Linked DNA regions of Mus musculus: regions 2 and 3 are each linked to region 1. The links are chromatin loops, found by intact Hi-C in ENCODE. Cell type or tissue: heart. All regions are shown on one strand. Links, peaks and the distances in the headings refer to the core of each region. The heading gives the core; the rest is flanking DNA.

Evidence for each region. Peaks named below come from ENCODE experiments on the same cell type or tissue, not always from the same donor. Only the 100,000 strongest peaks of a DNase experiment are listed, where the experiment ranks them.
Region 2: it touches region 1 in a loop (1.8-fold over the local background); 4 of 42 quality-filtered maps call a loop at or near these places.
Region 3: a loop joins it to region 1, with 2.8 times the contacts of the local background. A loop is called at or near these places in 3 of 42 quality-filtered maps.

Annotation. Positions count from the first base shown.
Region 1 is chr13:63,692,744-63,700,919 of GRCm38, forward strand. The region is part of intron 4 of 1700024I08Rik (RIKEN cDNA 1700024I08 gene); the gene reads right to left. Among named protein-coding and RNA genes, the nearest start is that of 1700024I08Rik, 37 kb to the right of the region's middle. In heart, for the core only: a CTCF peak has its summit at 3,848 (motif pointing right); no DNase peak of the experiment used is centred there.
Region 2 is chr13:63,925,789-63,933,964 of GRCm38, forward strand. It overlaps Gm30950 (a long non-coding RNA gene), which reads left to right and starts at 1,967. Exons shown (of 3, transcript XR_382567.2): 1 at 1,967-2,049; 2 at 2,326-2,443. In heart, for the core only: a CTCF peak has its summit at 3,728; no DNase peak of the experiment used is centred there; H3K27ac peaks cover 1,352 bases.
Region 3 is chr13:63,986,593-63,994,768 of GRCm38, forward strand. No RefSeq gene overlaps it. Among named protein-coding and RNA genes, the nearest start is that of Gm30950, 63 kb to the left of the region's middle. In heart, for the core only: a CTCF peak has its summit at 3,970; no DNase peak of the experiment used is centred there; H3K27ac peaks cover 597 bases.

The sequences.
Region 1 (8,176 bases), core at 2,822-5,321:
TTTTCTGCTGCTACATTTCTTAACTCACTGTCCTTCACTGTGCTGGGTTGTTGGGAATTTCCTCCCTTAGCATTCCTTCTGAAGGGAAGACCAGAGCTCTGCTCAGGGGTTCCAGCCCCAGGTCTCTCTCTATTTTTTCATTTGTGTAAGGAGTACAGGGCAAGACAGACAGGTCATCAGCCTGTCCAGCTGTGTGTCACTTCAGGATAGTTGCTGAGAGACCATGCTTAGTGTGTGTAGAATGAGAAGTCAGGAAGCTAGCCTTAGACATTATTACAGAGCAGCGGTGGGATGATGCTCACTTTGACCGTGAATATAACACACTTTCAAACTTATAAAGTGGCATACATCTTTAATACCAGCACTTGTGAGGCAGAGGCAGGCAGATCTCTGTGAAATGGGCCAGCCTGTCCTATGTAGCAAGTTCTACCATGTACCAGGGCTACATAATGAGCCCCTGTCAAAACAAGTTATTAATGACTTCCACACAAACACATGATTATGCTCCTGCCAAAGCTATACATAATTTGTTAATGGATGAGAGAGGAAGAGGTTAGGACTCACTCAAAAGAGGAATTGTAGAGCAGAAGCCATTTAGTCACCCAAACAAAGGAATATTGGTGTTAACTTATTATGAGATGCAAGTACATCCCATTTTCCCCAGTACACTGTGGTCTTTGAGACAACTTGTAGTCATTTAAAGAAAGGCAAACAGTGTGTGTGTGTGTGTGTGTGTGTGTGTGTGTGTGTGTGTGAAATCAATATTTCTCAAACAAGAATTTACCTTGCTATTGGGTTTTGCCCATTCCACAGCACTGCCTAGATAAAAGCTCCCATCATTCCTCCTTCCCTTGTGTGTGTGTGGAGGCGGCAGCATGAGTGTACATGTGCTCCTCCTGCGGTGCCCCTGTTCACATGATGAGGTCAGAAATTAGCTTACAGGAGTCCTTTCTTTCCATCACACAGATCATCAGGCCTGGCTGTGAATACTTCACCCACTAAGCCACCTCGCCAGCCTAACGCCACTTTATAAATAGTATGCACCCTGCATTCTTTCTAGAGAACTTCAGAACTCTGCCACCATGTGATCATCCCAGAATGATGTTTAGGGCCCAGCATTCTATCAGGACTGAAGAGCCCTGCTCAGAGCTGGAGGGCGGAACCCGGAACAAGGCAAACTGCAGCCTGTAATTAGGCATTCCCACAGCCCCAATTAGAGACATCACTACTCTTTGAACCACCTTTTATTATCTTTATTTCCACCACAAGCCCTCTGACTGTAAGTTCCAGTCACAGAAAGTAAAGCCTTCCTCACATGGCCTGTAAGTTCTAGAATAGAATAGCATGAGTGTACTGTCAGCTACTGGCTTGCTTTCTTGCTAGTGACTTTCTTACAAGACCAAGGGCTAGAGAGGTGGCTCTGCTGTTAAAAGTGCTTGCTGCCCTTTCATAGGGCTGGCTTTCCAGTCTCAGCCTCACCCCCCCAACACACACACACACACACACACACTGGTAGGTTCTCAACTGCCTGCAACTTTAGCTCCAGGGGATTTTTTTCTGGCCTTTGCAGGTACTTGCACACACACACACACACACACACACACACACACACACACACACACACAAATGTAAAAGTAAGGGTATAAAATGAAGTAAATCTGGAACTATGGAAGAAAGCAGAATCTAATGACAATATCTGCAAGAGGTTCAAAGCCAAAGGGAAAGATGGGAAGAAAGCCAGGTGGTCCCTGGTGTGTTTGGATCACATGTTAAGTGTTTGGTCACAACTCTGGAGCACTGTTTGGAGGCAGCACAACATTCAGAAGGCAGAGCCTAGTGGGAGGAAATCAACTCCCTGGGGATGTGCCCCTGAAGGAGATGTAGGGACCCTAGCCCTTTTTTCTCTCTCCTTTACTTCCTGGCCAACAAGAAGTGAGAGAACCTTCTACTGCACGATGAACTGTGCCACCATAGGCCAAGCGGCAGACTCAGTGGATTTGAAATATTACCAGACTCTGATACATGGTTGTGAGTGGTGCCAGAGAAGCAAGAGCCTAAAAATGAAAATGGAACATGTAGATAAGTCACCGGCATTCCTGGTGCAGTTGAGTGAGGCAGAGTTTGCAGGGAATGTTGCCTGGGTACCCTGGTGCTCTTGCCTTGGGAAGGTAGAAAAGTTGGTATTAGTTTGTGGGTTCTTGGCTCTCTGAAACTACCACCTTTGCGAGTTCACAGTGCCCTGGTATAGGGGTGGAGTAGTCTACTATCAATGACATTTGCCCTACTCTCCTAAGTGTGTCCATGTTAGAATTAGCTGTAAGAGCTGGGTATTGGCATGACTGTAGCCTTCCATGATCTGAAAGGCAGGTGCTTTGTGCCTGGGGGTGGGGGTGGGGTTGGGGTGGGGTAGGGGCGTTTGTTTTGTTTGTCTGTTTCTGTGAGAGGACTGCTGTGTTCTGTCCAGTTCACATAAGCTCACATTTGAGATGGAGTGTCAGGGAAGATGGGGGTCTCTACTCAGTAGCTAAGGGTACCCTAAACTTCCAATCATTCTGTCTCTACCTCTTAGGTGCTGGGATCCTAGATATGCGCCACCATGCCCAGTTTGTGTAGCACTGGGAATTGAATTTAGGACCTTATGCATGCTAGACAAGCACCTTTCCAAGGGAGTTAGATTTCCAGCCCTCTGTTTGGCTCTCTATTTTCAAGCCCCAGCTTCCAAACCATGCAAAATTCTCATCTCATTCTCTCTCTTTTCTCTTAATTTTCCTCTTCTTTTATTCCTTATCTCCACCCCTTATTGTATTAATCCATAACACTTAATTATTATATTAATTGATTTTGTATTAATTTTTATTATACTTTATTAATTTTTATTAGTTTTTATTAGATTTTGTATTACTCTTTTGCATTAATTTATAGAGTACAGAATGGCAGCTGAATCACTGGCTATGATCAAGGTTGGTAAGAGTGAGAGGCAACTCCAGCTTCAGCAGATACTTTCAAAGAGCAACAGAGTGCCAAGAAACGACATTTGGAGGTTGAGACAGGAGGATGAAGAGTATGAGGCTAACTGGGCTATATAGCAACATCTTATCTCACCATTATCACTACCACCTCAGCAGCAACAACAACAAGAAGAACAAAACCCAACCAACCAAGCAAACAACAGAAAACCAAAACCAAAACACTATCGCATCTCTAAAGCAACAGCCTGAGAACGAAGAACCAGAGGATGTGGACACTTCTCTGAGGACAATGGCTGAAGTGAAATGCTTCCCAGAGCTGAGGATCTACATGTGTGTGTGAGGGTGTGTGCCTCTGTGTAAGTGTGTGTGCAGATGCACCATGAGACCAACTTGAGAGATCCACAAAGCACCTTAATTTCACAAACTCCAAGAAGTCCTACAACAAGGGCAATGCTTATAGAATTCTTTCCCTTGTAGAGTACCATCTGAGCTTTTCTATTTCCTCACAAAACTCAAACCACAGTATAAATTGGAACACTGATTTTCCTCTAAAGAAACAACTTAAAACAACAGTCTTCATACCAAGGGATCATCCAAGAGGTGGACTATGAAGGGCAACTTGACAGTATGACTAATAGGTCATCTTGGATGTGTCTCTGAGAGATGCCAAGTAAGCTGTGTGTGGAATAGCTCCATTCGGGAATGTTGTCTTTGAATCCTAACAGCATCTCCAGAGAAAGATGAGTACTACGAGTCTAATCTCCCAAGCACTTGGGACCTGTATGGATTCAACTGACCAAAGGATGGGGAGTTGTTGGTTGGTTTAGTGTGGGGATCAGACTTTGTTGTCCCTCTATGGAGTTTGGTGCTGTTTTGCTTTCCCACTAGGGGTCACTAGAGAGAGACAGGAGACAGGTTCAGAATATATTGCATAATCCTAGAAGTGTTGGCCACGTCTTTGGACAACATGCCAGGCAGAGCTTATAAAACACCACACACACACACACACACACACACACACACACACAGAGAGAGAGAGAGAGAGAGAGAGAGAGAGAGAGAGAAAGAGAGAGAGAGAGATAAAGAGAGAGAGAGAGAGATAAAGAGAGAGAGAGAGATAAAGAGAGAGAGAGAGAGATAAAGAGAGAGAGAGAGAGAGAGAGAGAGTGTCAGAGGTATCTGTGCTGACTATGACCCAGTGGATTGGAATAGGCCTGAGAGTCTGTCTACATCTCCCAGGTGCTGTCAACACCGTTGTGTCAGGGATTCGAGGGTAAAGTGCTAGAGGATCAGCTCTCTTTAAAGAGTTTAAGATCTCAAGATAGAGAATTGCCAAAGTCCAGCTCTCTTGCAGCAGCCCAGATTGGCTCCTCTATTTTCCCTTCTCATCTCCCCCCTCCCTCTTCTCCTCCCCCCCCTCCCTCTTCTTCTTCCCCCTCCCTTTTCTCCTCCCCCCCTCCCTCTTCTCCTCCCCCCTCCTCCCTCTTCTCCTCTCCCTCCTCCCTCTTCTCCTCCCCCCTCCTCCCTCTTCTCCTCCCCCTCCTCCCCCCTCCTCCCTCTTCTCCTCCCCCCCTCCTCCCTCTTCTCCCTACTCCTTTGCTCCCTTTGCTCAATTCTTCTCAAATTTCTCCTTTTTTTTCCTATCAGTTGGACCTCACATTTTTTAAAGCTTAAATTTAATTGTAAGAATTTCATTACACAAATACTATATTTACATCATTCCCTTCCTTTCCTCTGCATTCTGGCTCTTCCTGTGCCCCCTATTCCCTCTCAAATTCATGATGTCGTCTTTCTGTTATTATTACTCCCTTGTGTATATATAAATGTATAAATAAATAAGTGTGTAAATAACTTGCGGAGTCCTTTTACAGTTGCACATGTGTACCTGTATTTAGGACCGACTCCTTGGGATTGGATGACCTCCAATCAGGGAGCTCAGTCCGGAGAAGACTTTTCTTTAGCAGCTTCTCATCTATGGGCGGGGCCCTGTGAGATTCTGAAAATTTGCTTCAGAATTGGGTGCATTGGTCTAGCAACGCACCCTAAATGTTATCTCACTTAGCATGTCCTATACCAGAGGAGTTAATAGCTATGCAATAGTCCTGTGTTAGATAGTTTTAGGTCAACTGGACACAAGCCAAAGTCATCTGAGAGGAAGAAACATCAATTAAGAAAATGCCTCCATAAGATCAGGCTGTAGGCAAGCCTGTGGGGCATTTCTTAATTAGTGATTAATGGGGGAGAGCCTAGCCCATTGTGGGTGGGGCCACCCTTGGGTTGGTGTCTTTGGTGCTATAAGAAAGCAGACTGAGCAAGCTACTATGAACAAGCCAGTAAGCAGCACCCCTCCATGACCTCCGTCTGCGTCTGCCTCCAGGTTCTTGGCCTATTTGAGTTCCTGTCCTGACTTCCTTTGATGATGATGAGTGATGCAGGAGTATAGACTGAATAAACCCTTTCCCCCCACGTTTCATTGGTCATGGTGGTCCATCACAGCAATAGTAACCCTGACTAAGACAAGTCCACATCAGACACTAGATTAGTGCCCTGTTGTTGGGTGTTCTGGTCATTCTGAGTCCTTGGCCTTCAACCCGCACAGAAACCAAGCCGTGTGAGAACTGTGTATGCATCCATTCACCGCACTTCCAACTATTTGGCTTGGGAAAGCTCCAAAGGGGAGAGCTGCTGGGTTAAAGATTTTGAAAACTTCCAATAGAGAATTGTGAGGGGAATCTACATCAGGATTTTCCAACAGGAAATGCTGTGTGGGCCCCACTAGGACATCAGTATCATCTCTGGTAACAGGTTGTCAGGCAGAGGATGACCCAGGAAAACTGTTTAATGTCTGTGCCCATTATGTATGGTCTCCTACACCATGCTATTTTTCTGGACAAGAGCCAGCATGCCTTGAAAACTTGACGTGGTCAATATTTAATAAATATTGTGATCATTTTTATTATTGTTATCATATATGTTCAGTAATAAACCCAGTATCCTTAAATACCAATGATCCAAAGCCCTGACATCTGTGTTTTTCCTAGGGCCCCTGATAAAGTCAGGGTGTCACTTTCAGGATAATAAGGTTCTTATCCAGGTGTGAATGGAGAGGAAAACTCCACTTCCTTGTTCATTTGGACTGTGTGTGAATGGTGGATGGACCTGTTTATTTATTAGTCAGAGTTCTCTAGAGTAACAGAACTTGTACTTTCTCTCTCTCTCTCTCTCTCTCTCTCTCTCTCTCTCTCTCTCTCTCTCTCTCTCTCTCTCTCTTAGAGAGATAGGAAATAATCCAACAATGGCTGCCTATGAATAGAAGGTCCAAGGATGCAATAATTACTCAGTCCACGAGGCTGGCTGTCTCCACTGGTCTTCAGTATGTGCTGTGATCCTGAAAAAGCAGGCTCTAATGCCAGTGAAGAAATGGACTGTCTAGCAAGGCAAGAGCAAGCAAGCAAAGAACAAAAGCTTTCCTCTCCCATGTCCTTATACATGCTTCCAGCAGAAGATGTGTCCCAGATTAGAGCTAAGTCCTCCCACCTCAAAGGTCCAAATTAGAAGTGGATCTTTCCATTTTATATTAAGCAAAATTCCCTCACTCTGTGCCCCATTTTTGGGGGTTTTAGTTAATTCCAGATGCAGTCAAGTTGACAACCAAGAATAGCCATCACAATGTGTTTGGGAGGAAAATAGATCTAATAGTGATGAGGCCCAAGGAGTGGAGTTAGGAGGAGAGGCAGGCTGGGAGGGTACTCTTCCTGCCTCTGCCCAGCCGTAGGCACTGCTTAAGTGCCCTTCTCTCAGACCTAGTGGCAACTTCTCAGAACACATGGGACAAATAGTATGCTCTTGGGAGCATCGAGGTTCTCACGAAGCACATCCTAGCACAGGAAAGAAGTAAGAACAAGAAAGAGAGAGAGTGTGTCTCCAGGGTCAGTACTGCACTGGATCCTCAGCACTGTGTGACCAGGCTAAGAGGCCAGAGACGTTGTCCCATCATTTGCCTTTCCATCTGTTTCCACACTGGCACCAACATGGACTGATTCCAGGGAAGGGGTGAGGCTGGCCTGGGGACAGGTGGGTAGAGAACATTCCTGCCTGCTGGGCTGCAGCAGCACCTCTTATGGAGGCCAGTAGTGGCATACCAGGCAGGAGGGCAGGAAGCCAAGGACAGCAGAGCCCACATGGGTCAAACTTCAAAGTTCCAGAGTACAAAAAGGGCCATAGCTCAGCTTGGACCCTCGAAATTTTTCAGAAAGAAGTTTAAAATGGGGCTGGAGAGATGGCTCAGGGGTTAGAGCAAGTGCTGCTTTTCCAGACTACCAGAGTTCAGTTCTCAAGCATCCAGTTCAGGTGGCTCACAACCCCTGTAAGTCCAACTCCAGGGCATTTGATTCCCTCTTCTGGCCTCTGCAGGCACCTGTACTCATATGTATCAGTGGACACATGCACACGCACACACACAAATGTTAAAACAAGTCTTATTTTTACTAAACATTTTTCTTATTTATTTATTTATTTATTTATTTGTTTATTTATTGAACATGCATGTTCTATCTGCATATGTACCTACATGCCAGAAGAGGGCATCAGATCCTTTTACAGATGGTTGTCAACCACTGTGTGGTTGCTGGGAATTGAACTCAGGACCTCTGAAAGCAGCAGACAGTGCTCTGAACCAACCACTGAGTCATCTCTCCAGGCCTCCAAATAAGTCTTTTTTTAAAAAGAAGAAAATTGGACTCATGGAAGCTTCTTGGGTTTTCCCTTGGACGAAGTGCCCGATTCTCTGACCTGCTATCCAGTCCTCATCCTTAGAACTTGGCCCGTCTGTGCCTTTAAGGTCACTGATGGATCTGGGTGAAAACTACAGGCTTGGGATAGAAACAAACTGTCACTTCCTTGCAAATCAAACAACGCAGATGGGGCAGAGCACAAGTTCAAAGGATACCACTGATGTTACAGAGATGTTTTCTCTGCTATCTATTTTAATTATGCAAATGTAACTGGAGATGGATAACAAACACATTGTGGTTAAGAGTTGTGTTTAGAATATTCTAGAGGGATGCAATGAGCAGGGATTTTCGTCTTATTGCAAAACTTGCCAGAAATTACAGTTAGGGGAGGAAGAAGAGCTACTCAGCACTGAAAGGCCCTTACATGTCAAGGGGCATCTGAAAACCCAGGGCTGTTACTCATGTCCCTGTCAC
Region 2 (8,176 bases), core at 2,256-4,755, 230 kb after region 1:
TGATGGCAGTTGGGACCTCACAACTGTGGCCACAGTAAGATGTCACACCACCATAATCACAGGAGACAGGGTGCCCATAGTGGGATCAGTCCACAGATAGGCCACCCTCAGATGCTTGGCCTCAGCTTCGTGTCTTACCACACATAGCAAGGACTATGCATTTGTTCTTCCCAGTCATCTTTGATTCTGTCGTGTTCATATCCAGATAGCAAGTTTTACATGACTTCCTGGGGAGTCTATGTCTGTTTACTCCAGACAGAGAGGGCAAAAATATATCAGATTCCATCCGAGTTCAGCTTGGTGCACTAATGAGTTTAATTGAGATAACATACAAGAGTATGCGTGAGGGGTTTCCTACAGGACTATGAATAATTACAGGCAGCTAGGCAGCCATACCACGAAAGAAGACTCCCTTCCTTCCTCAACAATTATTAGCTACGTAAATATCCTGGAAAGTGAAGGACATTGGGAGCCTATGAGTCAGCCATACATTCCAGGGGGGAATCTTGTGAGGGTCTCATGAGGGTGGTCAGTCTGACTTCAAGATGGCAGCAGTTACACCACGTTAAGACCACGATTTTCCCAAACACTACAGCATTGGCTTAATGGTTCTTATCCATGTTCAATTCCTATTCTTCATTGTGATGTTTTTAGGAGATCAGATCTGGGGAAGGCGATTATGCCACAAAGGGATTAGAGCCATTTTTGGAAGAGACATGTGAGGGATTAGCAAGACAGAAGAACCAAGAAGTGGGTTCTTGCTAGACCCTCAGTCTGACAGGAGCTTGGTCTTACACACCCCAGCCTACAGAACTATGAAAACTGAATGGCTGTTTTTTATTATTATTATTTTAAAGATTTATTTGTATTTATATGAGTATACTATAGCTGTCTTCAGATACACCAGAAGAGGGCATCAGATCCCATTACAAATGGTTGTGAGCCACCATGTGGTTGTTGGGATTTGAACTCAGGATCTCTGGAAGAGCAGTCAGTGCTCTTAACCTCTGGGCCATCTCTCCAGCTCCACATGGCTGTTTTTAAAGCTACCCAGTCTGTCCTATTCGTTACAGAGATTGAACTACAGCTAGCAGTATATGCAAATTCAGCATACAGTGTAGTGCAGTAGAACGAACTAGATCTTTAATATGTAGTAAGTAAAATCATGAAGGGCTCAAGCAACGGGTATAGAGAAATGTTTTGTGTAAACAAAATATACATAACCTTTACTGGTTGAGGGGTAGACACTTTTTCAAGTATACAACTATTAATGTTACTTTGGGGGAAGACCACCAGTAGCTTCGTTGCATATTTTTAAATTTAATTTAATTGTATGTGTATGAGTGTTTTGTCTGCACGTATGTCTGTGTACCACACACATGCCTGATGCCAGTAGAAGCCAGAAAAGAACATTGGATCTCTCGAAACTGGAGTTAACAGCTGTGAACCACCACCCAAGTGCTGTGAATCAAACCCAGGTCCTCTGAAAGAGCAGCCAGCAGCCCAGACTCCTGAGACATCTTTCCAGTTCCACTAGACATTTCTTTGCCCTGCTTGGGTTTGCTTTTGTTTTTGTTTTGAACTGTGTAATGGTGCTTTTTTACCAGATGTGAGCCACATATGCCAGTTACTGAAGCTGACAGACACTTGAAGAGGGGGTTGACCTGTAGGAAGGGAAACAGCGACCTTTGCCTGAGTTCAGCATCCTTAGGACACTACAGGCAAGCTGAGCTCAAGCTGTTTCCGATTAATATCACAGTCCTCCAGATGAATGGAATGTAAACCACATACCAATTACAAGAATCCCAAGAAGGAAACTCCCTCTTCCGTCTGTCTATCCACCCACTTGTCCGACCACCCACCCACACAACTACAGCTTCTCTCTCTCTCTCTCTCTCTCTCTCTCTCTCTCTCTCTCTCTCTCTCTCTCTCTCTCTCAAGGGCAAAAGGGGAGAGAGGGAGAATGGAGGGGAGTGGTAAATGAGGGGAGAGGGAGGAAGGTGACCAAGAGCAAGCTCGAGTGCTCCTGGTGCTAGCAATACTGGGTCTGTAAGCAAACCTCTTCCTTCCTTCCTTCCTTCCTTCCTTCCTTCCTTCCTTCCTTCCTTCCTTCCTTCCTTCCTTCCTGTTCCTTTGTTCCTTCCTTCCTTCCCTCTCCTTCCCTCCCTCCTTCCCTCTCCTTCCTTCCTTCCCTCTCCTTCCCTCCCTCCATCTCTCTCTTCCTCCCCTTCCCTCCCTCCCTTCCTCCCTCCCTCTCTCCTTCCTTCCATGGTAGGTCTCATTCTCTGGAGGGTGATTTATATCCATGAAAACTTTTGCCCACAGTCACAAACCCATGTTACAAAGCCAGTTACAAAGTCAGCAGTGATAAGAATTCTCTTTCCTGTGCTGAAATGGAACTTGCACACCGTGAAGCCTTCTCCAGAGTGGCAGCGGTAAGCAGGTAGGACACCCTGACAGAAGCACCTCTCACAAAGGCTGCACAACCACAGGCAGAAGTGTGGTGTTCTACCTCCCAAACTCCTCCATCCTCAACCCCTGAGCTTTGAAAGAAGCTAAAGTTAGAATCAGTCTCCTACTGTATCCAAAGCTATCTTGAGAGTGAGAGCTTACCTACTTCTTGGAGGGGTCAGTCCTTGAAGAAGGAACACACTCTCGCATGGCTGATTGGACACCACCAACAAGATGGTTCTGTAGTCTGCTGTGTCTATTTGGAATCCTGAAAGTGTGATTGTATCCCTGGGGTCAGAACTTGGTCTCAGGATTGATGAGGGTCACTTCATACTTGTGTGTGTGTGTGTGTGTGTGTGTGTGTGTGTGTGTGTGTGTGTGTGTTGGGTGTGAACCCCACAGCCCATTTGGTAGGTAAGTACTGTCTCACTAAACTAGTTGCTCAGCTGGAGTGTCACCCATCCCTAGCAGAATGTAAACCAGCTAGCCAGCAAAGCTTTTGCTTGGTATCTTTGCGAAGGGAGGCCATGTGTGTTCATTAGGCAGTTGACTTTGGGGGACAACGGGAAGCATCCACCAGATCAAAGGGAGGTGGGAAGAGGAGACAAAGGTGAGTGTGAAAATGTCAGAAGCACGGATCAGCGCCTAGAAGGCACATGCTGAAACTCCCAGGTTCTTACTAGATGAAGGACATGCATGGATAGTGGCTGAAATAGACAGCTTAGTTATTAAGAAAGGGGAAGGTACTCTCTGGAATGTAGGCCAGAGCCCAGAGGTTTAGAAGCTCGGGTTCACTAGAGGCTCAACCCTTTATGGGTCATTCTTGCTCACTCACAGGTCTCAGGCTTTTCTCCTGCTCTCTCCTTATGCATGGCTGTTGTCTGTCCTTTATCTATCTACCGCCGCTTTCTCCCACATGCTAATCTTCATACCTTCCTCTTCCTGCCTTATTCTCCTGCCACCAAACCAGAAGGGCTTGTTGGATGGGAAAGTAAAAGGGTCACACACATTAGGTACTGTGAAGAAAAGCGAACCAGCATAGAGTGCCCTGCTGGATCCTGGCAGAAGGTGGACCTGAAGGCGAGGTGCTTATGCAGAAGGGATGTGTGAAGGAGACTGACAGGAAGTGTGGACATTGATCAGATGCAAGGGGGAGAGGTTGGAAGCTTGTTGCAGAACAGCAAAAGGACCCTTGAGAGGCAGGAAGCCTCTCTCTTCAGAGCTGGAAAGAATTCTCTCAGCTGCTTCATGGTACAGTTCTCTGATGCTCTGCTGGCCCCTACAGGAATGCATTATAAGAAATATGAGTGTAGCAGATATCCACAGCCATACTGTGCTTCTGAGTTCCCACATACCGGCCAAGCTAAACTGCTACCTGCCCCTTCTATGGTGCTGAAAGATCCCCATGTGGGAGAGCCACAGAGTGTGACAGATGGTAGCCAACTGTTCTGGGCCATGCTCCCAGGCAAAGTGCTTTGTGCTTTGAAAAAATCTCTAACTGCAAGTAAGGTTCACCAAACGTTCAAGTGAGAGAGAGAGAGAGAGAGAGAGAGAGAGAGAGAGAGAGAGAGAGAGAGCCAGCAGAGAGGACAGGAGCAATTATAACTGCTCATCTGAGAAGGCTGTTCCTTAAGGGGCACAGAATCTGCTGTTGCTCTAAAAACATTAGCCAACATTTATGTGTGACAAGTTACCTCTAGCTGGGGTAGCTTTAAGCATATTCCAGTTAACTTGCTTCATGCTCACCCAGACCTCCAAAGTTAGCTTTTTTTTCCATGTTCCAAATGAGGAAACTAGGGCATAAATTGATTTAATGACTTCCTCAAGGTCATACTGAGAGTAGATACTTAGTTATCTGTTATTGCCAACACGATTGCTACACAGTTAGCAGCTTAACCAACCCTCTGCCCTTATCTCCCAGGGTCTGAGAATCAGAATCTAAAGAATCTAGCTTAGGGCCTCTCAGGAGCTGCAGTCCAGTGGTCAGGCAGCACTGAAGTTTCATCTGGGACACCAGCAGGAAAGGATCTGTGGCTGTCGGCAGATGGCTATTCCTGCAGTCGTGTTAGAGTGACAGCCTCAGGACCCAGTGACTGTTGGCCAGAGGCCTCCTTGGCCTCTTGCTTTTGGGTCTCTATGTGATCACTTACAAATACCACCTGTGTCCTCAGAGCCAGTTAAAGAGGGCACCTGCTCTAAGGAAAGCCAGTCTTGCGCACCGCCATTGTGCACATGGCAGCTCATCATAGTTGCTGTGTTGATTTATAAGAAGCAACAAAGCCCCGTGCATGCTCGGGAACAGACAGTACTGGGGAGCCACGGTCTCTGTAAAGGCTCCTCTGAATCTGCCAGATAATGGCCTGTATCCGAACCCAGACAGCTTGGCTTCAAAGCCCTGCATCACTAAGTTTGCTTTAGCCTTGGCAAACACCCGATAATGGTGCCTTACGGGAGAACAGGTTTGTTCTGGTCTGTTATGTGGAGCGGCTTTCGCCTTCAGTCCGTAGTAGTGCAGTAGGTGTGGTGACAGGAGCTCGATGCAGCTGCTCACGTTTTGTCCCCAGAGACTAGAATGAAAAAAGATGAATACAGGGGCCAGGCTGCCTTCTCCTCTTTGCATAGTCCAGGAACCAAGCCTATGGGACAATACTGCCTACCTTAGAGTGAGTTTCTTGCTTCAATTATTCCAGCTTACAATCTACCTCACAAGCATGCCGTTCATTTGTTCCCATGGTGATTCTAGAGCCTGTCAAGCTGGCAATCAATATAAACCAGCACAGCCTCCGGAGCTAACCATTGTGCTCCCCGGTAGCTCTAGTGTTCCATTGCTGTGAGAAATTAGCCAAGGCAAAGGATTCATGGAGGGAAGGGTTTGTTCCAGTTTCAGAGGTTTCAGTCCACGGCGACTTGACTGTCATTGTTTTGCAGCGGTGAAGAGGGAGTTCATTTTCTGGGGAGCATGGGATAGAGAAAACCGCTCATATCGTGGTGTCCAGGAAACAAAAGGGCCCCGACACCCCCTTCAAAGGACCTCCAGTGACTAACTCTCTTCCACTGGACTCTACCTCCTGTGCTTAAGGAGAGGCAGAAACATACTACACAGCGTATGCTGGTTAGCATAATAATATAACATGGCATTCGGAAGTGAGGGATGTTGCATGGTTGTGGTTTAAGTATGGAGTGCCCACCAGCTCATGGTACTGCTCTGGAAAGCTGTGGAACCTTCAGGAGGTGGAGTCTCACTGAGACAGTGGGTCAGTGGGGCTGAAGTGGTATGGTTTTATAACCGGGTCCTTCTGTCTGTCTTCTGTCCGCTTTCCTGACTGCTGGCACAGTGCGACCAGTCGCCTCATGCTCCTTCAGGCGCGCCTTCCCTGCCATATTAACTGTAAGCCACCACAGATAAGAGAGAAGTAGTTAGTACAACTGTCCTGGGCTACCCTGCCAAACAGTCACTAAATTAATTATTAAATTAAATTCATGTAGGACTCAGTTAACCTGGATAGATGGTCATCTTATATGGAACATATATCTATGTGGAACCCTTGTGTGATTATCACTTTAAAACCCACATGCACTTACTGTAAAGACGAAAGACTGAAAATGCAAACGAAAACCCCTTCTCGGGATGTACTGGACACACACAAGACCCCCAGTGGGGCACAGCTGAAGGGGCTCCAGCCATACTGTGTTCTCTGACCCTGCAAGTGCATTCATGAATTCCAGAGTCTGCCCCTTGACCCCGCAGGTGCTTATCGAAAATACATACTATTAACAACAAAGATGGATGGGGATGTATGACTCAACTGGTAGTGTGCTTACCTAAAATGCACAAAGCTCTGGGTTTGATCCCAGCATTGCATCAACTGGGTGAGGTAGCATAGACTTGTAACCCCAGCACCTGGAAGATGGAGACAAGAGGATCAGAATTTCAAAGTCACCTTCAGGTACTTAGAGAGTTTGAGGTCAGTCTAAGCTACATGAGACCCCATCACAAGAGCAACTACCACCACCATCACCACCAAAAAAAAAAAAAAAAAAAAAAAAGCAAGATAAATTAGATTGGCTTTGTTCCAGCAGAGAAGTGTAGGGGCTTACAGCGAGCCCTTGGGTGGCATATTATAACGGAGCTTTTACATTGTCCTTCCAAAATTCCCTCCTCTCTAAAAGTAGATGATAGAGGTCAGAGCAGCAGCAATCAACAGTGTAGCCTTGGCACAAAGACAAATGTTTAAATGAGAAAAGAATCCAGGGTGCGCATAAAGAGAAAGACATTTGAAGGGGAAAAAAAGGCAGTGCCCTCCAACTTTATTGTCCTGAGGTTTATGGCCGTGGTCACCTCCCAGAGAAGGCAGAGGGCAAAGCATGGCCACTTGCTGTGTCTTAAACTCTCACCTGTGAATCTTTTAAAAATTACTCTCTCAGATTCATTCTCTCTGTTGTCTGTGAAATTCAGTTTTTCTTTGAGTTATGAGACATAAGATCCAGAAGCCACTGACCTGAGGAGTGAGTGGTCCCTGGCTTTTCGGGACTCCCCACCTACTAAAGCTATTGCCCACCTGAGGCTCTCTGTCACTCTCAGGGCCCCCAGCTTCCCCTCCTGAGATCTATTCCTCCTCTTTCCTGTTTCTTCCCTTTGGAAAGTGCTCTGTATCCTGTGCTCGCTGTAGGAAGGGAATCTGCCCAGGTTGCAGTTGTACCTTGAATATCTGATTCAAATGAGACTCTGGGTTTGAGACTCTTGAATTGATGTTGGAACAACCTAAGACTGCTGGGGACTGTCAGGGAAGGGAATCCGTGCTTTTTACATGCTAAATAGACACAAATTTGAGGGGATACCAAGGCAGAAATAACCCCTTGCATGGGGCAGGGAGGTGATGTTGAGGTCCCAGGGCTCTGCCTTCATGCATAGATTAATGCTGCTACAAAACGGCTTTGGGGGACGTATCTTCTTCTGCCATTGGATGCCATGATGTTCATCTTCTGGGAAGGGTGTAGCTCCAACCCCTCTTCTGTCTTGACCTAGGCCTACCCTTTAAAATCTACCAATTTGTTTATTCATTCATTTAATTGACTTATTGTGGGGGCGGGGCACACATGCCCCTTGTTAGAGGGCAACTTTGCAGAAGTTGATTCCCTGGTCCTTCCTTGTTTTGAGGCAGGCTGTCGCTTGTTCCTACGGCTGCATGGTTGAGTTCCCAGCTGATTCTCTTGCCTCCACCTCTTCAGGAGCACTGGGATTACAGACTCCCTGGGTTCTGAGGATTGAACTCTTATCATCAGACTTGAGAGGAAAGTGCTTTTATCTGCTGAGCCATCTCCCTGGCTCCTCCAGTCTTTAGAAATGTGAAAAATGAATTTCTATCTGACTTCCTATCTATTCTTTGGTCATTTCATTCATGAATACAATGTGTTTGCATCACATCCACCCATCCTTCCCTTCTTTCAACTTCTAAACCCTTCTACTTCCTCAATAAACATCTCCCCAAACACTCCGGACTCATCCATTTTATTATACTGTGGGCCAAAGAGGGGGAGGAAAATGTCTCCTATGAGACCCCTGAGTCAAGGGCCCTAGATTTATGGATGTGCCATGTGTTTGCACATGGGCACAGTGCTAGGGCTCAAACCCAAGCAATGCCTTGGGCTTGCTAAACAGATGCTCTACTCCTGAGCTATGCCCTCAGCCTGTGATGGTTTGTATATGCTTGGCCTAGGGAGTGGC
Region 3 (8,176 bases), core at 2,916-5,415, 290 kb after region 1:
TCCCTTGAATTCAATGAATGAAATTTATGAACAAAGACCGATGAGAGTGTGGAGGAAAAAGGCAGAGTGCCTATCGATGGGGCATCCAGCTGCCAGCCTGCAGGCCTTTAAAAGACTGATAGCAAAACCTGGGGTAAGGCTAGGGAAGGCAGTCAGCTGATCAGTCCATTTGGCCCAACCACTGTCCAGGTGTCCCCACTCAGTTCCAATCCTGTCCTTGTGTATTCAAAGCAAAGGTGTTCATTTAGAAGATCCATAACAGGAAATCAAGATTCCTTCCGGCATCCCTGGCCTCTGGCCAGAGCGGAACCAAAGGTATTTCGCTTAAACACTTCTGGCATCTCTGGCCTTCAGTGAGAACACAACTGCTGACCGGGCCAGAACATTTCTGACTTTCAGCCAAACACAAACAAAAAAAACAACAAAAATCAAACATGTTCATGTCCAGGGTCCTTTATCCTAAAACTCCCTGACACGTTTCTATCTCCTTTTCTCATTGGAGACAGCCTAGATATCTTAGCCAAACTGGCAAGCTCCGGGTTCAAAAATTAAGGTGACGAATTGAGGAAGATACCCAACTTTGGCCTCTGGCCTCACATGTGTAGCTGTGAGGAAAAGACTCCTTGGTGAAACAGGCTCTGTGCTGAAACATGTAGCTGAGAGGGATCTAAAGAATAAGATGGGGGCACCCTGGGAACAACAGGGGACTCAGGACAGTGAGGGTGCCAGCCTGGGTATGGCAGGCATGGTTCAATAGGAGCTGAATGACAGCTGAGAGGGCCAAACCGGCACACCTCTCCATTATAAAAGTCATAGAGACAAGGGACAGAGGAGCACATTCAATATAATAAAGGCTATATACAAGAAACCTACAGCCAACATCATGCTAGACAGAGAAAAACTCAAAGCTTTCCCCTTAAGGTCAGGAACAGGACAAGAGTGAATACTGGCTCCACTCGTATTCAATGTAGTGTCTGAAGTCTTAACTGGAACAGTTAAAAACTGTTCCAAAACTGATACAAGCAGGAAAGAAGCCAAATGTTCTCATCTGCAGATGACAGGAGTCTGTCATAAGACCCTAGTGACTCCATCAGCAAACTTTTAGCGCTGATAAACACTTTCAACAAAGTGGAAGGAAATTAACACTCATGTCAGTAGCCTTTTTATACACTCTTTTCAAACACAATGAAAAAGAAATACGGGAGAGGGGTGTGGAAATGTCATTCACAATAGCCACAAAAATAAATAAAATCAAACACCTGGGAATAAACCCAATCAAGAGAACAAAAGACCTCCACAAACACTAGGTTTGAGAGATTGAGGAAGACACTAGAAAGGCCTTTCCCGAACTGACTCTTAAAACAGAACATTGAGAGAATGGGGGCGTGGGAGCTTAAGGAAGGCTGTGGAGATACTTCCCATGCATGGCAGGGAATATGTCACAGAAGATAGGAACCCAGGCACAGACTTCCTTTCTGTCTGGGCCTTGGGACGTGTAGAGAGCAAGTGAAAGAGACATGTAGGCACATTTTTCTTAGGAATAAGCACAGAGGCTGGATCTGGTCTGCAGTAACTGGCCCAGGATGCCAGTCCACAGCCTACAGAAGCCATCCCAGAAAGCCAGACTTGTAGGAAGTCAGACCCTGTCTCCAGTAACAACCTCTGTAACAATCGGTCCCAAATCAGCTGGATTTGAGTTACTAACTGACAAGTTTCCTCACTTTGCCCTCACTTCCAGCTTTGGAGTAGTTAGAGAAAGCCAGGCGGGCTCCCAACCCATCACCAGCAGCCTATACTCCTGAGCACCTGGAACCTCCCCCATTTCCACTGTAAACTTTCTCCACTTCTCTGCTGGCCTTTGAGTAGCTGCCAAATGCAAGCCCTGGTGGCCTACTCCCTCCCTGTAGCAAACTTAGAATAAATAGCCTTTGCTTGCTCTCCTTGGGTGGTCTCTGTTTATTCCATACCGAAGTCATCTACATCTCTGTTCATCCTACATGAAAATATTTACATCCTCAGACCTGCTCATTTGAATGTTCGAGGTTATATTTACCATGAATGTGTGTGCTTTGACCACAGGTGGAAAGATACAACTGGTACGTATCATTTCTACGTGCAATATGTCCTACAATAAAATCATTCCATCACAGTTGTATTAAGAGAACAAAGAAGTAGAAACTTAGGTCTGGGTTCTAATCCCAGTTCCAAGTCTGCAGGTTCTTAAATCAATGTCTGACTTCCTGGGTGTGATTTTGCTGCTATGAAAGATGCAGGCTGTAGTTCATAAGGACTAACACTCCTGGTTATGACCCACTGGTGACATTTTCATTCTTAACATCTCTGAAGTCATGAAGCACGAATCTTCAGTTTCACCCTACTGTGCACCACTCTTAGAGTGGGAAGCTCTCAGGAACGTGAATATTTAGTGTCTCCATCTTTCAGAAACTTTGTTCAATAGTCATTTTTATCTATCTACCAATTAAATAATTAATATGTTCATGTGTGTGTGTATGTGTACAGGCATATATGGAGGGGATATAGATACATATATGTATATGTAACTATGGAGACCAGAAGACAACCTTGAATGTGATTCCTCAGGAACTTATTTTAAGAAAAGGTCTCTCATAGGTCTTAGGCTAAGCTGGCCGGCCCAGGTTCCCCTGGACTGGATCTGATAGTCTCTGCCTCCTCAGGTCTGAGATTCTGAGCTCAAAACCACCTTATCTGTCCTTTTGTATTGGCTCTAGGCAATGAACTAAGTTCTTCCCACATTTCTGGATCATATGGTAATTCTAGGCCTAACTTTCAGAGGAAACTTCATACACAAAGGGTTTGAATAGACATTCCTTCAAACTTAATATTCACAAGTGGCTAACAAAGGCAAGAGAGGACAATACAATACATTTTCAATACAAAATCATTACAGACATGCACGCCAAAAACACAAGACTCTTGAGAAACTGCTTTAGGTTAGCTAGTAAGAAAAGGGAAGGACAAAGAAACGCCAGGCTCGCCAGGCATGGTGGCACACGCCTTTAATCCCAGCACACGGGAGGCAGAGGCAGGCGGATTTCTGAGTTCGAGGCCAGCCTGGTCTACAAAGTGAGTTCCAGGACAGCAGGGGCTATACAGAGAAACCCTGTCTCAAAAAAAAAACAAAAAACAAAAACAAACAAACAAACAAACAAACAAACAAAAACCCAACAGTCTCCTCCCAGATACTGTGTTGGTAAGGACACAGAAGCAGCATGCAAGACAGACAGAATGCTAAATGCAACAGAGGTCACCTGACTGAGCAGCAGAAGTACAGTGCACTACAGGAAGCTTGCCAGCTCGCTGGTTCACATGGTACTAGCTCATGGAAAAGTCAAAAGTCAGGGTCAGGGCAAGTGTGATAGCCCTTGCCTTTTATCCCAGCACTCAGAAGGCAAAGGCAGGTGTCTGTATCTCTGTGACTTGGACTCCAGCCTGGTCTACATATCGAGTTAAAGGCCAGCCAGGGCTACAAAATGAGATGCTACCTCTAAATAAACAAAGTCAGGGTTGGATGTGTAGCTCATGTTGATAGAGTGCCCACCTAGTATGCAAGAAACTCAGTGCTTGACCCATGGAACGTCATAAAATGGAATACATTGAGTCCAGAACTCAGGAGGTGAAGGTGGGAGGATCAGCAGTTCAATGTTATCCTCGCATGGTGAGCTCAAGCTAAGCCTGGGCTACATAAGCCCTTGCCTTTTTTTTTTTTTTAAGAATTAATTTTTTTTTTAAATCAAGGCATGGTTCTACTGAATACAGCTCCATCTTGTGCAATCCTAACATAAAAAAATTATAAACGGAATGGTCAGCAAGCCTGGAGCCCCCTGGACTAGGAACCTGTGAGGAGAATCCGGCTTCTCCCATCCTTGCCAGAGTTTTGAGTCTGTCTCCACTTTCTGTTTCAGCTGCTCTGACAGGTTAGTAGCGACATCTCATGACTTGTCTAGGGATTTTTCCCTATTTGCTCCACACCATCCCTAATACTTTTTTTTTTCCTTCCTTCTGTGTAGCCCCAACTCTCCCACGGCACCTTCCCTTTCCTGCCTTCCTTACTCTTCCCCGGGGTTGGGAGGAAGGTGTCCCACTTCCCCTGGGTTGTGAAGTCCTAAAGAACTCTGTCTCCCCTCCCTTCACCAGCTCTGCAGTGGAAGGATGGAGGAAGCAGCTGGCTGGAGTGCTCAAAGGCCGCCTCTGCTCTTTGTTCTTGTTTATATTCGTTTTCTGGTCACAGCGCAAACTGTTTTGCTTTCTGCTGCTCAGAGAGCCGAGGGAAATGTAAATGTCCCTGCTGTTGTTGAAGCCTGCTGGACAGTGAAAACAGATCAGCTGGACCGCTCTCCCCTCAATCATGTCCCACGGATCCTTCTCAAGCTCCCTAAAGATGATTTTGAATGTTTCAAAGACCTTTGAAAAATTAAAAGGTAAGAGCCTCAATAAGCACTGATGATGTGCCTACTGTGTGCCTGGCTTTCGATGCTGGGTTTGGGCACACATGCTAATAAACCCCAAGCCCCTCCCTGAGCTTTGGGTCCAGAACAAGTTGTTATAGAGAGAGGTAGGCTAAGTGGTTCCACAGAGATAGGCAGAGGTCCGTCAGTCTGGAGGCACAAGCAGTCCCTCACTGAGCAGGAGCCCTGCCATCAATCTTCGCCCCCAACAACTCAAGAAACAGAACACCTCGATCCTGTGCAGAACCAACCAGAGTCTCTGAAGGAAGACCCTAGACATCTGTGTTTCAAAAGCCAAATAAGCTAGGTGTGGCAGTATACTCTTTTAATCTCAGTTCTCAGGAGGCAGAGGCAGGCAGATCTCTGAGTTTCAGGCTAGCCCTCTCTACATAGCCAGTTCCAGGTCAGGCAGGGCTACACAGAGAAACTGAGAAACCCTGTCTTGAAAAACAAAGCAAAGCAAAGCAAAGCAAAGCAAAGCAAAAAAAAAAAAAAAAAAAGCCAATAGGTATCTATACATGTGATGAGCCCTAACCCAGTATGCAGTGATAATGATACTTAGAGGTAGGTCACAAGAAGGAGACTCCATGATGGGATTAGTGCCCTTCCATATAAAGGCACTAGACACATGACTAGACCTGTGGTTGGGTTGGGCTGGGACTTCCAGTCTCCGGACTAGTACAGTGAGAAGCCAGACATCTGCAAGCCATGAAGAGGGCTCTCACCAAGAAGAACGCTGGCCAGCACCTTGGCCTTGGACCTCCCACTTTCTAGAACTGTGGGAACTAAATTCTTTGTGTTCGTGCATTTTGTTATGGCAAGCCAAGCAGACTAGTATGACGTTTCTAAGGCTTGTTCCACCGACGACTACTGACCTCACCTAGCCTTCTCATAACAGGGCAGAAACTCAGATGGATAAAATCCACAGCCAGGTGTCCCTGCCTAGTTAGTAGCCCATCTATGGTCAAATCTAGGGGTTTTGGTCCCACCAACTCAAAGATGACAAGGTTCACTGTGTGTCAGCTCTAGCCAAGAGGACGGTGCCAGGAAAGATTCTGAGGTCAAGTCGTACCTCAGCTGATGTGATACGTGACTACTGTGATTTGGTGGGAGCCTGGCCTCAGAATCCAGCTACTCCAGCAACAGGGGGAATGGCTAAGTAGGTGTACTGGCCTGTTCAACATTAACTTGACACAGACTAGAGACATCAGAGGGGAGGGATTCTCAGTTGAGAAAATATCTCCGTAAGATCGGGTTATAGGCAAGCCTACAGGACATTTTCTTAATTAGTGATTCATGGAAGAGGGCCCAGCCCATACAAACTCTTTCCTCCCCATGTTGCTTTTGCCCATGGTATTTTATCACAGCAGTAGTAACCCTGGCTAGGACAGTAGATAAACTAAAGCACAAACTTGAAGACCCGAGTTTAGATCCCCAACACTGACATACAAACCTGATGGGGCAGCATGCATCTGTAATCCCAGTGCCTGGGGAGATGGAGACAAGCAGATTCCCACAGTCAGCCTACCTGAAACAGCGAGAGACCGTGATCCCAAAGCTAAGGTAGGGAGTAATAAGGGAGAACACCAGCATCGATCTCTAGTCTCCACATGTACACGTTCTATATATACGTGCATCTCCCCTTATATGTGCACACAGACACACACATACACACATACGAAACTCTAGAATCCAGCCACTCCAATTAAGTAATGTAACAGGAATGCCAGGTAGAAACATGAGAACCACACGACTCAGGTGTGGTCCACACACCAGCATCAACATCTCCTAGAAACCCGTCAGGGATACTCTAGGGTTTGACTCAAACCTAGCGAATCAGTCTCAGATTGAGGCCAGGTGTCTGTCTACATGGTTACATATGCATTCCCCTCTAGAGTTGATGTATCTTTTGGAGGCATATTGAGCAAATAGAAGGGCTCATAGATGACCTCATTAGGATGCTTTTTCCAGCCCTCATCCCTCATAGCCAATGGAGGGGGAAATGCCAGGGTTGAACAGATTGAGTTCAGATCATCTGTTTTTTTCCAGCTCTGAGCCTACCTTCCAACCACGTGGTCAGCATTGTGCAACCACTGTCCTCCTCCACAGCAGAACTTCCATGTTTGGAAGCCTGAGAGAACCAGAGACAGTGAGCATTTGATTGCTTATATTATTTTGCTTCAAACATGGCTCATGGCCCAGGACTAACTTATTTATTTTTATATGGTACATTTCTGTTTCATTTGGGAATTAGCCAGAACCCTATTCTCTCTTTTGGCTGCTAGACCTCTGCCACCCAACCTCCTGACTGCCACCTTTCTCCCCATACCTCCTTTCACTTCAGTGGCATGGAAACTTTGTGATCAATGACCCATCTGTAGCCTCCAAGTGAGAGAGAGTCTCTGTGTGTCTGTGTCTGTGTCTGTGTCTGTCTAACTCTGTGTCTGTGTCTGTGTCTGTGTCTGTCTAACTCTGTGTGTGTGTGTGTGTGTCTTTCTGTCTTTCTCTGTGTCTCTGTGTGTGTGTGTCTTTTTCTGTATCTCTGTCTCTGTGTGTGTCTCTGTGTGTATGTCTCTCTTTCTGTATCTCTATCTATTTCTCTGTGTGTCTCTCTGTGTGTCTCTGTCTCTCTCTGTATCTCTTTCTGTATCTCTCTCTGTCTCTGTCTCTCTCTCTTTGACTCCCCCCCCCCCAATATGGTTCCCTCACAGTCCATGGCCTCAGTCTTTGTAGGGACTTAGGAGGGTATGAGGCTACCCATGGAATGCCTATATATGTTCCACCAGCTTGTCAGCTTTCTCCCTGAATGCTCTGTGGGTGTGGAATGGGCTCTGGGGAAGCAATAACACTCACCCTTTATTCCAGAACCCACCAGACCCAAACACTAGGCACGCAGCAGGTCTCTGCTCAGCACCACCTTGGGAAGGAGGCGAAACAGCCCTTGGATGCGATAGAATCCTATTACAAGTCCTTGGAGTCAAGCTGCCTCTTTCCTACCCCTGCCCCCCATTTGCAAAAACAGCCTGTTCTGCATATGGGATGGAAACTCTGTCCTGGCAAAATGCAAAAAGTAAATATTTAAAAGGAAAAAAAGCACACACAAGGAAACAAAATGCCTTGCGTTTATGTTTCCATGGTCAGGCGCCAAGTACCTCCCAGCCTGTTCCCGGCTCATATTCAGGATGCCATATGGTTTGAGAGCAGGATTGAACCGCTCTCCACAGACCGGCGGGTCTGGCCTCTCTCCCTGCATTGGCCGTTCATTTTCCAGTTTCTCACGTCCCTCTACTGACTGCTGTCCCTGTGTTTACAGGTTTTGGATTTCTGATGGGCTCTGAATCAACAGGACTCACAAGCCTGCTGGGGACCACATCCGGGTGGGAAGGAAGCCACACTGAGAACTGAGCCCTGTGTTGCTCTGGAGTTGGCTTTCTGATGCTCCCATGGCGGAGATTCCCCCCAAAACTCAGGGCAAATATATATATATATATATATATATATATATATATATATATATATATATATATATATATATGATAGCCAAAACTCTCCTTGGCCTCCTCCTCAAATGGAGTTTATCCAGTCTCTTGGAGGAGGAAGCCCGATCTGGAAGGGATAACAGACAGCTGAACCACTCCTGGGCCTGTCTGAGAGACTGAAGAGGCATTGAACCACTGAGCAGCTAGGTC